Regions from separate parts of the Homo sapiens genome. Here region 1 is linked to region 2. The links are chromatin contacts, found by Hi-C or POLR2A ChIA-PET in ENCODE. All regions are on one chromosome and are shown on one strand. Each heading gives the region's core, a stretch centred on a gene start or an enhancer-like site at or near the end of the contact. The rest is flanking DNA. Distances are from core to core; before and after follow the strand shown. Region 1 overlaps FIBCD1 (fibrinogen C domain containing 1). Region 2 has its middle 70 kb from the start of EXOSC2.

The links. A loop is a pair of places that touch in the nucleus more often than their neighbours do. ChIA-PET counts read pairs that join two places held with the same protein, here RNA polymerase II (POLR2A). Pooled maps may share reads with other maps.
Region 1: a loop to region 2 is called in a map of ovary, with 2.4 times the contacts of the local background. The contact joins two enhancer-like sites. A Hi-C loop is called at or near these places in 10 of 168 maps with a recorded cell type or tissue (OCI-LY7, body of pancreas, esophagus squamous epithelium and 7 more), 14 of 37 single-sample maps with no recorded cell type and 10 of 50 pooled maps. POLR2A ChIA-PET finds 5 or more read pairs at or near these places in 1 of 52 experiments (OCI-LY7).

What each region holds. Positions count from the first base shown.
Region 1 is chr9:130,925,171-130,931,633 of GRCh38, forward strand. It overlaps FIBCD1 (fibrinogen C domain containing 1), which reads right to left. Exons shown (of 7, transcript NM_032843.5): 2 at 4,397-4,876. Among named protein-coding and RNA genes, the nearest start is that of FIBCD1, 11 kb to the right of the region's middle. RefSeq lists enhancers at 1,026-1,075, 4,562-5,106, 6,233-6,282. Within about 2 kb of position 3,386, at least 6 of the 41 ENCODE cell types and tissues checked have a DNase peak (open chromatin) inside an H3K27ac peak, as active enhancers do.
Region 2 is chr9:130,760,441-130,767,654 of GRCh38, forward strand. It overlaps a transcript of ABL1 not described here. Among named protein-coding and RNA genes, the nearest start is that of EXOSC2, 70 kb to the left of the region's middle. RefSeq lists a silencer at 5,120-5,169 and enhancers at 5,984-6,153, 6,184-6,243, 6,454-6,513, 6,524-6,573, 6,808-7,214. Within about 2 kb of position 5,736, at least 8 of the 41 ENCODE cell types and tissues checked have a DNase peak (open chromatin) inside an H3K27ac peak, as active enhancers do.

The DNA.
Region 1 (6,463 bases), core at 2,136-4,635, 160 kb after region 2:
GATGTCCATGACCTCACTGGGTCCCCCACCACGCTGCAAAGAGGGAGGACTTCAGGTTGTCATCTCTTGTGACAAATGGAGAAACTGAGGCCCCGAAAGAGCAATCCCTGAGAGCGAAGGATGGCACTGGGGGCAGGGACCAGGACTCAGGCCACTTCCCTAGGGCGGGCTGGCAGGAAAGGGGCCCGGGGCTGTGTTCTTGTGTAGGAGACCAGGGTCAGGGTGGGGACGGGGCGGTGGTTTGGACCCAGGTTCTGGTGTTGACTGTCTGTGTTTTGACTCCAGTCCCTCCCCCGTTCACTAGCTGCGTGACCCCGGAACAGTGTCCGAATCTCTCCACGTCTCCATTTCCTTGTAACCCAGGATAATGAGCCCTGTTTCTCTGAGCGGGGGGATTCAGGAGAGCCTGGGCTGGGGAGCTCAGCCGTTGTTCTCCATCCTTCACCCCCGCCCCTCCCTCCAACACAGCCCTGGGGTTGGAGCTTGGCAAGCGCAATGCTGTCCCCCAGCGCCTCTGCCTGTGTTGAGTGCCTGAAGGGTCTGAGGTCTCTTGCCCCCACCCTGGGCTTCAGGAGGCTGCAGGACCACGTGGAGGGTGAGGGGGTAGTGGGCAAGCTATAGCTGGCCAGCCAGTGAGCATGGAGCCGGCCGGGTCTTTATACACCTAACATGTCACTTGCCAGATAATAGCCCATTCGTGGAAGGAAAATAGAAATATACAGTGCCGGCAGTTTACAAAATATGATTCCCGGCTCGTCCAGAGGCAGGGGCCCTGCAAAGCTTTTAGTTTCCCTGTCAGTTTCCCCTCTGCTGAGCAGGTGATTCAGTGAGGGCTGAGGCCAGGGGAGAGAGGAGCAGAGATGGGCAGGCAGGGCGTTTGGGTTTCACGGCAGCATCCTGTAGACGAGCTCCACTGGGCACGCCCCACAGAGGGACACAGGCAGCACACCCCAACCGGGGCAGGAGGGAAGACGGTAGGTGGGGGCCGCCGTGCGATGTGTGTGCGGCAAACATCACTTGGTTAAGTCACACTGGTACTGCCCATTTATCTGAGTCAACACGGCCACAACGCACTAAAAAAAACTCAGGCACGGCCTCCTCCCTCTTGCTAACGGGCAGGGAAGACCTCTGTTTAAACCAGCAGATGATTAAAGTTGAAAATGTACATATAAACATGCCCCGAATTAATGGGGAAGTGAGTCCCTGCTTGCCGAGCTGCAGAGGCGCATCAGGGGAGGGCTGGACAGCGCTTAGCGGTAGTGGTGTCAGAGCTGCTGTCCCCGGCACTGCTTAGCTGTGTGAGTGAGCTTGCACACGCACCTGTCACTCAGAGCCTCAGTCTGCCTCTCCATAAAATGGGATAACAAGGCCGGGTGTGGTGGCTCACGCCTGTAATCCCAGCACTTTGGGAGGCCAAGTTGGGTGGATCACCTAAGGTCAGGAGTTTGAGACCAGCCTGGCCAACATGGTGAAACTCTGTGTCTACTAAAAATACAAAAAAATTAGCCGGGCGTGGTGGCGGGCGCCTGTAGTCCCAGCTACTCAGGAGGCTGAGGCAGGAGAATCGCTTGAACCTGGGAGGCGGAGGTTGCAGTGAGCCGAGATTGAACCACTGCACTCCAGCTGGGTGACAGAGCGAGACAACCGTGTCTCAAAAAATAAATAAATGAATTAAAATAAAATAAAATGGGATAACAAATGTACTAACCTCCTGGCGTTATGGGGCTGCAAAGTGCCTATTAACGCGGAGCCCAGCACATGGTATAGGCCTATCACTCCTACCAGAAAAGGGATTTTCGGCCCAACACAGTAATCTTAGCACGTGGGGAGGCCGAGGTGGGTGGATTGCTTGAGGCCAGGAGTTTGAGACCAGCCTGAGCACCATAGCAAGACCTCTCTACAAAAAAATTTTAATCAAAAAAATTAGCTAGACATGGTGGTGCACACTTGTAGTGACTGCTACTTAGAAGGCTGAGGTGGGAGGATTGTCTGAGCCCAGGAGGTGGAGGTTGCAGTAAGCCCTGATTGTGCCACTGCTCTCTAGCATGGGTGACGGAGTAAGACTGTCTCGAAAAAAAAAAAAGAAAAAAGAAAAGGGAGTTTTCAATAGTGGCATGGTGGCTCCCTATAGGTTTAAATTTCAGCTCACAAACAATTTCTACTATAATAATAAGGAGACGTTGATGGTGCAGACCATGAGTATCCCCCACGTGACAGAGCCAGCCAAGCCCTGTAGCCAGGCGCTCCAATATCCCCTCAGCATAGACTGTGTTATGCACATCTCACGGGTGACAAGACCCAGCCCAGAGAGGGGAAGCAACCTGCCCGGCATCCCACAGCTGGCACAGATGGGGCCTGGACTGGATCCCAGCTCTGCGGACTCACACCCTCAGGGCAGAATGGCTCAGCTCAGCCGTGACCAGCAGGCCTCAGGGACTACACATGAGAATCAACCCCGGCTGGGGGGCTGCAGGGGGTTGGGGATGAGGCCCAGGAACTTGCCTTTTCCTTTTTTTGAGACAGAGTCTCGCTCTGTTGCTCAGGCTGGAGTGCAGTGGCGTGATCTCGGCTCACTGCAACCTCTGCCTTCCGGGTTCGAGCAATTTCCCTGCCTCAGCCTCCTGAGTAGCTGGGATTACAGGCGCCCGCCTGGCTAATTTTTGTATTTTTAGTCGAGACGGGGTTTCACCATGTTGGCCAGGCTGGTTTTGAACTCCTGACCTCAAGTGATCTGCCCGCCTCGGCTTCCCAAAGTGCTGGGATTACAGCATGAGCCACTGCACCTGGCCGGGAAGCTGCCTTTTAACAAGCACCTCTGGCGATTCCAACCCAGGCTGCCTGTAGGCACAGCTTTGAGAAACCCACATCTGTGCTGATCAGCTGAGGGTCTGGGAAGCTTGGAAGGGAGGAGTTAGGAGCACGGCTCGCTGCCTCTGAATGAAACATAAAGACCCACTGTCTCTTGAATCATCCAGTCTGTGGGGAATGAGTCAAATCAAACATTTTTGGGGAAGTAAATATGTCAGGTGAGCTGGCACTCCTGGGCCCAGAAAGGCTGTTAGTCTTGTGGGAATACTCTGTACCTCTGCGCAGGCTATTGGGAGGGCAGGACTCTGGGGTCCCTCCTTCTAAATACCCCACCCCAGCTCTAAGGGTGGGCCTTCATGAACTGGGCCTGAGCTGACCAGGGGCTGAGCAATTTGGAGTGAGGTGGGGGTCCCAGGTCAGCCAGAAAGTCAGGAGGTACCCCCAGCCCCCAGCCCTGCTGATGAGGCCTGGGGAAGTTGCACATGGAGGGGCAGCTGGAAGGCGGTCTAAACATCCCTCTACCCCGGGAGGGGGAAGCCACCTTCCCATCAGTCACCCAGACAGGGTGATGAGGACTGTAATTTCTCCAGCTGCTGCCTTCAAAGGGAGGGAAAGGGCCCATTGCTCATGAGCAGCTGAGTGACCAAATGCCTGGATCTCTCAGTGGCTGCTGGGGGCGGTGGGGCGGAAGGGGCTTGGGCGCCCGTGGGGGCAGGGGCTTGGCTCCTAGCCTCCAGGGATCTGAGTCACCGGGAGAACGTGGCACAGGGCCAGGGGCCGGGCAGGGCTCCAGCAGGGGCTGGATTCCAGGTCTGACCTGGCCACGGCACCCAGGAAAAATCACCACCCATTTCTAGGCCACCATTTTCTGTCTTGGAAAATGGTGGAGGCAGATGAGACGATCCCAAATCCCTCATCCTATGAAGGAGGAACTTCTTGTGGGTGGTGCTTCCAGCATGGTCTCAGAGCCGAAGCTGGAAAGCCTTCACCCAGACCCACCTGGAGCTGGCTGGAGCCTGGCTTGGCTGGGGGCAGGGGTGGGGAGGGTGGAGGTGGTTTGGGACAGGCTAGGGGTCTGGCTGGGCTGCCTGGACTGGTCTCTCTGTCCCTGGGAAGCTGTGGGTATTGCATGGTGTGAACTGGGAGGGGGTATGGAGAGATGGGGTGCGGCTCTGAGGGGGTAGCACTGATCAGCCACATGCCCTTCAGCAAGTCGCATCCCCTCTCTGAGCCTCGATTTGCTCCTGATGGGGGAATGCCCTGCCTCACCTGTACCCTGGAGCACTGGGGAAGCCCCAAGCCCTGGATTTACTGAGTGCCAAGTGCCGTGGGGTGCTGTACAGTTTACCGGGTCACCGGGAAAGAAACAGGATTTGAATCCTGGCTCCCAGTAGCTGTGCGGCCCTGGATGAGTGACTGCGCCTCCCTGAGCTTCATGGGCTTGTCTGTAGATGGGAACAGCAGTAGCCCCTTGTCTGGGGCCTTGGGGATTAAGTGAGGCCATGGACATCAGGCGCCTGGCACATGGCAGCAGCAGCACCAACCCCTCGCCTCCAGCAAGACCCCAAGATGCAGACCCCAGCCCTACCTGGATGAGGCGGCCCTGCTCACTCTGCAGGGCGCTGAGGCCCTGGCCCAGCGTGCCATGCCCCTTCCGCAGCCCCATGCACTCCGTCTGCAGCTCTGAGGCTCGGGCCAGCAGCCGGGGCAGCTGGTCGGCCAGCGTGTCCAGCAGCTCCTGCTCCTGGTCGCCCACCAGCCGTGGCTGGGCCTGGTGCTCTGTCAGCGCCTGCAGCACCGAGGCCTGGGCGCTCTCCAGGCGTGCGAAGCTGTCGGTGAGGTCGGGGCAGCGCGGGTCAATGAGGATGCTGAGGTGCGAGCTGTCCGCCCTTTCCACAGTGACCAGGGCGCTGTTGGCGCTGGCAGCCCCAGTGCTGACGACAGGTGGGGGCGCCGTGCCCGGCGCGTGGGCGTGGTTCAGGAAGAGCACGGCACCGGTGACAGCTACAGCCAGCAGCACAGCCAGGGCCAGCAGCACGGTGCACAGCACGTAGCCGCAGCTCGGCCGCTGCAGGCCCGCCCGGGACGCACAGACACAGACAGACAGACGGGAGAGAGAAGGGGCCAGCATTAGAGGCATACCTGGGGTCAGAGGACCCCCTTCTTGGGGGGCTGGGCAAGGGCGTGGCACAGAGACTGAGATGAGACAGGCACTGAGAGACAGTCCAAGGGGAGACAGAGAGACAGGGACAGCCACAGATGCAGTGAGAGGGACACAGTGAGCGCCTCAGGGAGAAAGTGGAGAGAGACAGAGCCCCAGAGGGGAGGTGGAGACATAGGGAGAGACGGGGAGACGCGGGGAGACGCAGGGAGATGCAGGGAGACACAGGGAGACGCAGGGAGATGCGGGGAGACATGGGGAGATGCGGGGAGACGCGGGGAGACACGGGGAGACATGGGGAGATGCGGGGAGACGCAGGGAGACGCGGGGAGATGCAGGGAGATGGAGACGGACAGGATGGGAAATAGAAACTGAGGCAGAAAGACACAAAGACACAAGCAGAATGCCAAGCCTTCCCTCTCGCTGCCCCTGCCACCCACCTCCCCCCATGCCCTGCACAGTGACAGCCCAGGGACCCACGGTCACCTGTGTGTGTGGCCGTGTGGCCCCCGTGGAGCCCACACCACCCAGTAAGGGCTGGAGGTGGAGATCCCACCTCTGCAGCCAGACGGGACAGGGCTCAGGCCTCTAAGCTGCATTTCCCACAGTGTGACCTTGGGCCAGGGGCCTCACCTCTCTGAGCCTCAGTTTCCTCGCCTGTAAAACAGAGCAATATAGAGACACCCACCTCTCTATACACTGGTCAGAGAGAGCTGTGATGCAACAGCAGCGATGCTATAGATGGTCTCGTGCTGTCTCTGGGAACGAGTGCCCTGGGGTAGCGGGCACCCATCACGGAAGGTCCCTTCCAACTGCAGCAGCCACATCCCGTGTTCTGTCCTGCTGTTCTCCAGTCCCCAGGGCACATGGGGGCTCCTAGGCACCTCCTCCCCGCACCCCACCCCATCCTCTCTCCTTCCTCTATCTCTTCACAGAGCAGGCCCCTGGCAGAGCAAATGCCAACCCGCTGGGCCAGGTAGCCCTAAGGCCACCCTGGAGAAGAGGCCTGCTGCCCTCCAAGGAGGAGGGGGGCTGAGGCAACAGGTGGCTGTCACTCCAGAACAAGCCATATCTCAAAACCAGGAACGGGACCCGGCGAGGTAGCTCACGCCTGTAAGCCCAGCACTTGGGAGGCCGAGGCGGGCAGATCACAAGGTCAGGAGATCGAGACCATCCTGGCCAACAAGGTGAAACCCCATCTCTACTAAAAATACAAAAATTAGCTGGGCATGGTGGCACATGCCTGTAAATCCCAGCTACTCGGGAGGCTGAGGCACGAGAATTCCTTGAACTTGGGAGGTGGAGGTTACAGTGAGCCAAGACCATGACACTGAACTCTAGCCTGGAGACAGAGCTAGACTCCGTCTCAAAAAAACAAAAAACAAAAAACAAAAAACAAAAACGGAAACGAAGGGCAGGCGCGATAAAAAACTGTGTTGGCCAGAAGCCAGGACCAAGGAACAGCTTGTGGTGAGCGGAGGTGCCAGAGCGTGG
Region 2 (7,214 bases), core at 4,486-6,985:
CCCTTCCAAGTCTTACAGATGTCAAGGGTTTTTGAAAGTAGGATGTATTCTGATCTTTTTCAAGTGGCTACATCACTGACCCTCATAAAATAACGGAAAATATTGGGAGATGACTTTTCTGCTTAAATGTTAGGAAACTAAATTCTCAGTATACTGCTTCTCTAGTTGTTAAGGAAGAAAATTTCTCTTGTAAACTTTTTGGGAGACTAGATTTATTTCCTCCCCCACTTTTTTTTTTTTTGAAATGGAGTCTCGCTCTGTCGCCAGGCTGGAGTGCAGTGGCGCGATCTCGGCTCACTGCAACCTCCACCTCCCAGGTTCAAGAGATTCTCCTGCCTCAGCCTCCCGAGTAGCTGGGACTACAGGCACGGGCCACAACACCCAGCTAATTTTTGCATTATTTTTTGGTAGAGACGGGGTTTCACCATGTTGGCCAGGATGGTCTCAATCTCTTGACCTCGTGGTCAGCCCCCGCAAAGTGCTATTTCCTCCCCCGCCCCTGCTTTTTTTTTTTTTTTTTTTTTTGAGACGGAGTCTCGCTCTTTCGCCCAGGCTGGAGTGCAGTGGTGCAATCTCGGCTCACTGCAAGCTCCGCCTCCCAGGTTCACACCATTCTCCTGCCTCAGCCTCCCGAGTAGCTGGGACTACAGGCGCCCACCACCACGGCTGGCTACTAATATTTTGTTTTCGGTATGTTTTTGTATTTTTAGTAGAGACAGGGTTTCACTGTGTTACCCAGGATGGTCTCGATCTCCTGACCTCGTGATCCACCCGCCTTGGCCTCCCAAAGTGCTGGGATTACAGGCGTGAGCCACTGCGCCCGGCCTATTTCCTCCCCTTTTTATGACCATTCACAGCCTTTGGCATACCATTAAAATCTGATCATTGACTTCTAGGTGGGAGAATGGCATCTCTCTTTTCTCCTCATGATAAGGACTTAGTCTGTAAACCTTCCAGTCCCTCCCTACCCTGAAGCCTCCCATGGTCTTTTCTCTCTCCCTTGTGAAGGAAAGGTCCCTCTTTTAAAGCATTATTCAGACCGGAAGGAGGACAAAATCAAGACATGCTGAAAAACCCCTGTTTTAATCAACTCCCCTTTTAATTTTTTCAAAAGTCATTATTAGGCATCGAAAGCTGTTGACCTTCATCAAACAATGAGCACAGGATTTCTTTTCCGCATCACGCGTGGTGCCACTCCAGTGCTATGGTGTGATCAGAACACCCACATTAATAAGAACATTACTTCTCTGAAGTAATTTGAATCTTCATTTAGTAAGACTAACCATTTCTTCAAATTTTGTTTTTTAGTATACAGGAAAGTTACAGGTTTTTTTTCTCTTTTATTTGACAAATGAAAGTGATTTTATATTCATCACATTACAAAATAAATAAATGCTCATTATTTAATAAGAAAATTCACATCTGGGCTCAGTGGCTCACACCTGTAATCCCAGCACTTTGGGAGGCCGAGGCGGGTGGATCACCTGAGGTCGGGAGTTAGAGACCAGCCTGACGAACGTGGGGAAACCCCCGTCTCTACTAAAAATACAAAATTAGCTGGGCTTGCTGGCGCGTGCCTGTAATCCCAGCTACTTGGGAGGCTGAGGCAGGAGAATCACTTGAACCTGGGAGGCGAAGTTTGTGGGGACCCAAGATCACGCCATTGCACTTCTGCCTGGGCAACAAGAGCGAAACTCCCAGCTCAAAAAAAAAAAAAAATTCACAAGTACAGAAAGAGATGCTGAAGAAGGTAACAGTTACCTAGAACCCCACCCCCAGAGATAACCACCTTGTGGTAACATTTATTTCTCTGCCGTAGCCACTCTTGTCTGAAGGAGGGTTCATAGTAGATAGGCTGTTTTTGTTCATTTGCCTTTAAAAATATATATATTGTAAATATTCTTCTGTGCCATTGAATATAAAACATGGTAATTTTTAAATTTGTGTGGTGTGCATGTGTGTGCACTTTTGGGAAACTTGTTTATAGTGACTTTCAAACTGAGCATTTACAAAGAAATTAACAGTTGTTGGGTGTGTTGAATGTGCAGGGTTTTGCTGAACACTTTACAGGGGTGTCTGATCGAGTCCATCACTTCCTGTGGGCTTGTGCAATAGCCTCCTTACTGATACTCCTGCTTTCAGTCTTCCTCCTCTGCTAGTTATTTTTCATATGAAAACCTGAATAATCTGGCTGGGCGTGGTGGCTCACACCTGTAATCCCAGCACTTTGGGAGGCTGAGGCAGGTGGATCACAAAGTCAGGAGATCGAGACCATCCTGGCTAACACGGTGAAACCCCTTCTCTACTAAAAATACAAAAAATTGGCCGGGTGTGGTAGCGGGTGCCTGTAGTCCCAGCTACTCGGGAGGCTGAGGCAGGAGAGTGGCATGAACCCGGGAGGTGCAGCTTTCAGTGAGCCAAGATGGCGCCACTGCACTCCAGCCTGGTGACAGAGCGAGACTCCGTCTCAAAAAAAAAAAAAAAAAGAAAAGGAAACCTGAATAGTCTTTCAGGAATGCAAATGAGATCATGTTGCTCCTCTGCTTAAAACCTAATAGCTTCTCCTTCCATGTCACAAAAAAAGCCAAGCATATAACCAAGATCTGGCCTAGGTCCCAGCATCGCTTCATGTATCATTGGCCCATCTTTCTGTTTCTTCAGTATGACATTTGTTTCAGCCTCAGGGCCTTTGCACTTCTTTCTGGTTCCCCTGCCCTGGGACATTTGGATAATTGCTTTTTTTTTTTTTCATTTCAGGTTCTAGTTCAAATTGAATCCAAGTGAAGTGACCCCATAATACATGTTAATTGTGGAAAAAAATTTAAATTTAGCAAAGTAAAGAATAGAGCATGTCACTCTACCATCCACTCAACATTTTTGTGGTTTTTTTTCATTTAATTAATTCCATTTATTCATTCTCTTAACACAATGCCTACAATATGCCAGGTATATTATATTGGTGTTAGGTTGGGCTATAATATTAAAAAGGACAGTCATGGTTCTTGCCCTTGAGGTCTGTTAGATCAGGAATTCAGAAGTGGGTTAGCTGAGTGGTTCTAGCTTGTGGTCTCTCATGAGATTGTAGACAAGATTTCAGCTGGGACTTCAGAGTCATTTGAAGGCTTAACTGGGGCTGGCAGGCCTGCCTCCAAGATGGCTCACTCACAGGGCTGGCGAGCAGTGCTGGCAGTTGACAGGAGGCCACAGTTCCTTGCCACACGGACCTCTCCACATGCTTCTTGCGTGTCCTCACAACATGTCAGCAGCTTTCCCCAGAGCAAGTAATCCAAGAGATCACAAGGCAGAAGTGACATGTCTTTATAATCACAGATGCTACCCTGCTGTTCTGCAGTATCCTGTTGGTTCCCCAGTCTACCCTATTCAGTGAGGGAGGGCACTCACTCAGCAAATGTGCCGGGAATCAGTGGGGGCATTTTGGAGGCTTGCCACTCGCTGCCTGTAAAATGAGCATCATAATGGCACGTGTACCGCTACCACCCCCTGCCAGCACAAGGGGAACATGAACCTAACATAATGGGGGCAGGGAACGGGCAGAAGAGGCTTCCCAGAGGAGACACTTAGGCAGAGACTGGGCCGCTGAGTGGGCGTTTGGGAGGTGAGGGTGTTCCAGGCTGAGGGGAGGTTTGTAGGAAGGTCCTGAGTGGGAAGGCACTGCCTGCAGTAGCGCATGGCCTGGAGGAGACAGCAAGGCGGGCCAGGGTCAGAGAGGCCAGGACACACACATCACTGTGTCCTTGAGGGAGATCTTTCTTCTCTAGGAATATAGCTGAGCTTACCCCAGAAACCAGGGGAGAAAATAGGAGCCGAGTTTTCTGGAGTGCGTTTCTTCTGTGAAGTGAGGTTTGTGTGTAGGAGGCATCTGTCCAGAGCTTTTCAAGTTTTATTTCATTATTGCTGGAGGGAACTAGCTCTGGTCCTGTTGGTTGGGACTGAACTGTATTGCTGACCCTTTCCCATGTTCAAAGTTCCCGCTTCCATTGGGGGACTGTGCTTTGTGCTTCTTCTTGTAACAATGTGTTTAGCTTATTTAGCAGCATCAGATTCTCCTTCTGATATATGCATTCGATAAACCTGGACACCTGTGCAGATTTCTTTTTCGTGGTGGCACTGTGTTTTCTTTTGCTTGTTATGCGTAAGGTCAGATATGTTGTGTTTTGGGTCCCTGACACCTTGGGCTTGGATGAATAATGTCACTTAAGAGGAGGCAAGTAAAAGGCCAGGCACAGTGGCTCATGCCTGTAATCCCAGCACTTTGGGAGGCCAGGGCAGGTGGATCACGAGGTCAGGAGTTCGAGATCAGCCTGGCTAACATGGTGAAACCCTGTCTCTACTAAAAATACAAAAATTAGCTGGGCGTGGTGGCGCATGCCTGTAATCCCAGCTAATTGGGAGGCTGAGGTGGGAGAATCACTTGAACCTGGGAGGTGGAGGTTGCAGTGAGCCAAGATTGTGCCACTGTACTCCAGTCTGGGTGACAGAGCAAGACTGTCTCAAAAAAAAAAAAAAAGAGGATACAAGGGATACAAGTAGAATTTGTAGTGTGCTGATTAACCAAAGACAAGTTCCTCCACCCTTTTCTTTTTGGCCAGAGTTGATCATTTTCAGAATTCATCATTTTGTCAAGATGATTTTTTTGTTGTTAAATATGAATAATTTGCTTTCCTCTGGACTTCTAAGGCTTCCTGAAATTACATGCAAACATTTGTGCAGTCTCATGTTTGGTTATTGGTTTTTGGGTTTGCTATTTTTGGGCGAGGAGGTCCATATCCTTCATCAGCTTCTCAAGGGGTTTTTTCAGAGGTACAAGGGGAGGCTTTGGTTTGGTTATGACAGTGCTACAGCCAGCAACCCGGGGGCCACCTGGGTGCTGCTCCCCCACTTCAAAACGTGTAGCTAGCAGGATGGAAATCCTGTCTACATGGAAATCCTTGTGGTGTTGGATAGGCCATGATTCATTTCCCTAAGCCTCAAATGCTTCTATTGTTTGTAGTTTTTCTCCCAGAATCTTCATGATCCATTTTTGTACATTCTTATGGCCTTACGATAAATTCCTAGAAGTGGAATTTCTACATCAAAAGAATAGAAACTTTTAAAGGTTTTTGATACATATTGCCAGTTGCCCTTCTGGAAGGTCTACTGGGTACGTCAGTGTACCTGAGTGTTAACAGTGACGGATCAGTATTCATTTCTCTTATAAGGAAGGAAATGAAAGTCATTTGGTAACGTAGAGGCACAATTAGACCTGACAGCCTTTGTGTTTCTCTTCTGTTCTTTAGGCCCCCCAGTTCCCTTTGCTGCTTTCTTCTTTATGCCACAGATTTAATGCTTGAACACATATTGAAATTTTGGAAAGTTACTGTGAATCTAATGGGGCATAATAGGCAGGTTTTCTTAATCCTGGCAATGACCAAACTAATCACTTGTCTGTGGTGGCTTGGTGGAAAAACGGTTTGTCAGCAGAATTTGGTAAAGAAGCAGTCACAAGGACAGGGTGTTGGTCTCATATTTGAGTGCTTCCCTGAGGAAAGAAAAGATAAAGGGAAGAATTGGGTGAATTCATCAGACTGTATTTGGCAGATGGAGATGAAGTGGGTGCAGGTCATCGCCCACGACCTGTTTCCCAGGCTTGCAGAGAAACTGCTGCTCAGGAGCTTGTGACTGTGAGGGCCCCGGGCCGTGGCATGCGTTGGTGCGCTCTCAAGAATGCGGCCATGGCACTCACAGACACATACCAAGAAGCCTCGGCCCCCAGTGCCCCCGCCAGCCTGCTCAGGGGCATGCGGATGACTGGAGCCTGGAAGGCGGGTCTTGCTGGGCAGGACAGATGCCTTACTGTCAGGACAGATGCCTTACTGTAGGCCCAGGAAGAGATCCATGACCGCAGACAGACTTCTGCGTAGGGCCCTGAGGAAAGAGTGGTAAACATGCAGTGAAGGGCGGCCCCACCACTGGTGGCTTCTGACAGGGAGCTGGAGGGTGCAGGTACTGGATGTGTCTCATTGGGATACAAATGAGTGTGCCCCGTGGTTAGGAAGATGAGGAAGTGTAGGCACTTGCAGGGGCCTTTTCTTTTGACTTAGTGAGTTCCCACCAAACCTGGCCTTGTCTGTTTTTGATGCCTTAGGACTTGGGGACAAGGCCACAGCCTGTGACCCCAGCATCATCTCCCCCCAGGGCCTTGCCACCCTCTAGCTTTCATCCTTGCCTCCTCCTCTGCCCTCTCTTTCTTGTCCGATACAGTCACAAGTGCCTAGAATAAACCTCACACCACCCACTGCTCTGCTGTCAGGGCTACCACCCCGGCCCCACCCTGCCTTGCCCCGGCTCTGATCTCAAAGACTTCCCAGCCTCCTGTTGCCATCTGGGTCTGTCCTCCTCCTGCTAGCAGAGAGACCCTCCCTTAGAAACTTACATCAGATCTTTTCACTACCCAGTTTCCTGTCCCTCGATGGGTACCCATCTCAGTTAGAGTAATGTTCAGCTTCTCTCCACAGCCTGCGTGGTCTGGGCCTGGTTTCCCTCTCGAATTTCCCTCCTGTCACTCCCTTTGTTTACTGCCAGTGCTTTTTCCTCTTAGGGTTCCCTGGGCCCTGCCCTTCACTCAGCTTCTGGTGCCTGGCTCTTTCAGACCCATGCAGGCCCCAGCTCACATGACATCTTTTCGGAAAGACCTTCCCTGATGGCCCAGGCCACAGTACCCACACCAGCATCAGCTCTTTGTCCTCTTCCCCTTTTCATTTCTTTGCAGCTCATGCCATCTGAAACTACCTCATTCAATTATTGATAGATCTGTTTGGAATTCCAGGAGTCCCTTTGCGATCCCATTCTTCTAAAGATTCACATGGCCTCAGAATGCCATGTTACAGTGGAGAGTCTGACTTCTTGTTTTCTGAGACGGAGTCTCACTCTGTTGTCCAGGCTGGACTGCAGTGACAATCTCTGCTCACTATAACCTCCGCCTCCCGGGTTCAAGCGATTCTTGTGCCTCAGCCTCCCGAGTAGCTGGAATTACAGGTGCCTGCCACCACGTCTGGCTAATTTTTGTATTTTTAGTAGAGATGGGGTTTCAACATGTTAGCCAGGCTGGTCTCGAACTCCTGACCTCAGGTGATCCACCCGCCTGGGCCCTCCAAAGTGCTGGGATTACAGGCAGGAGCCACTGTGCCCGGCCTGACCTCATATTTGAATACCGA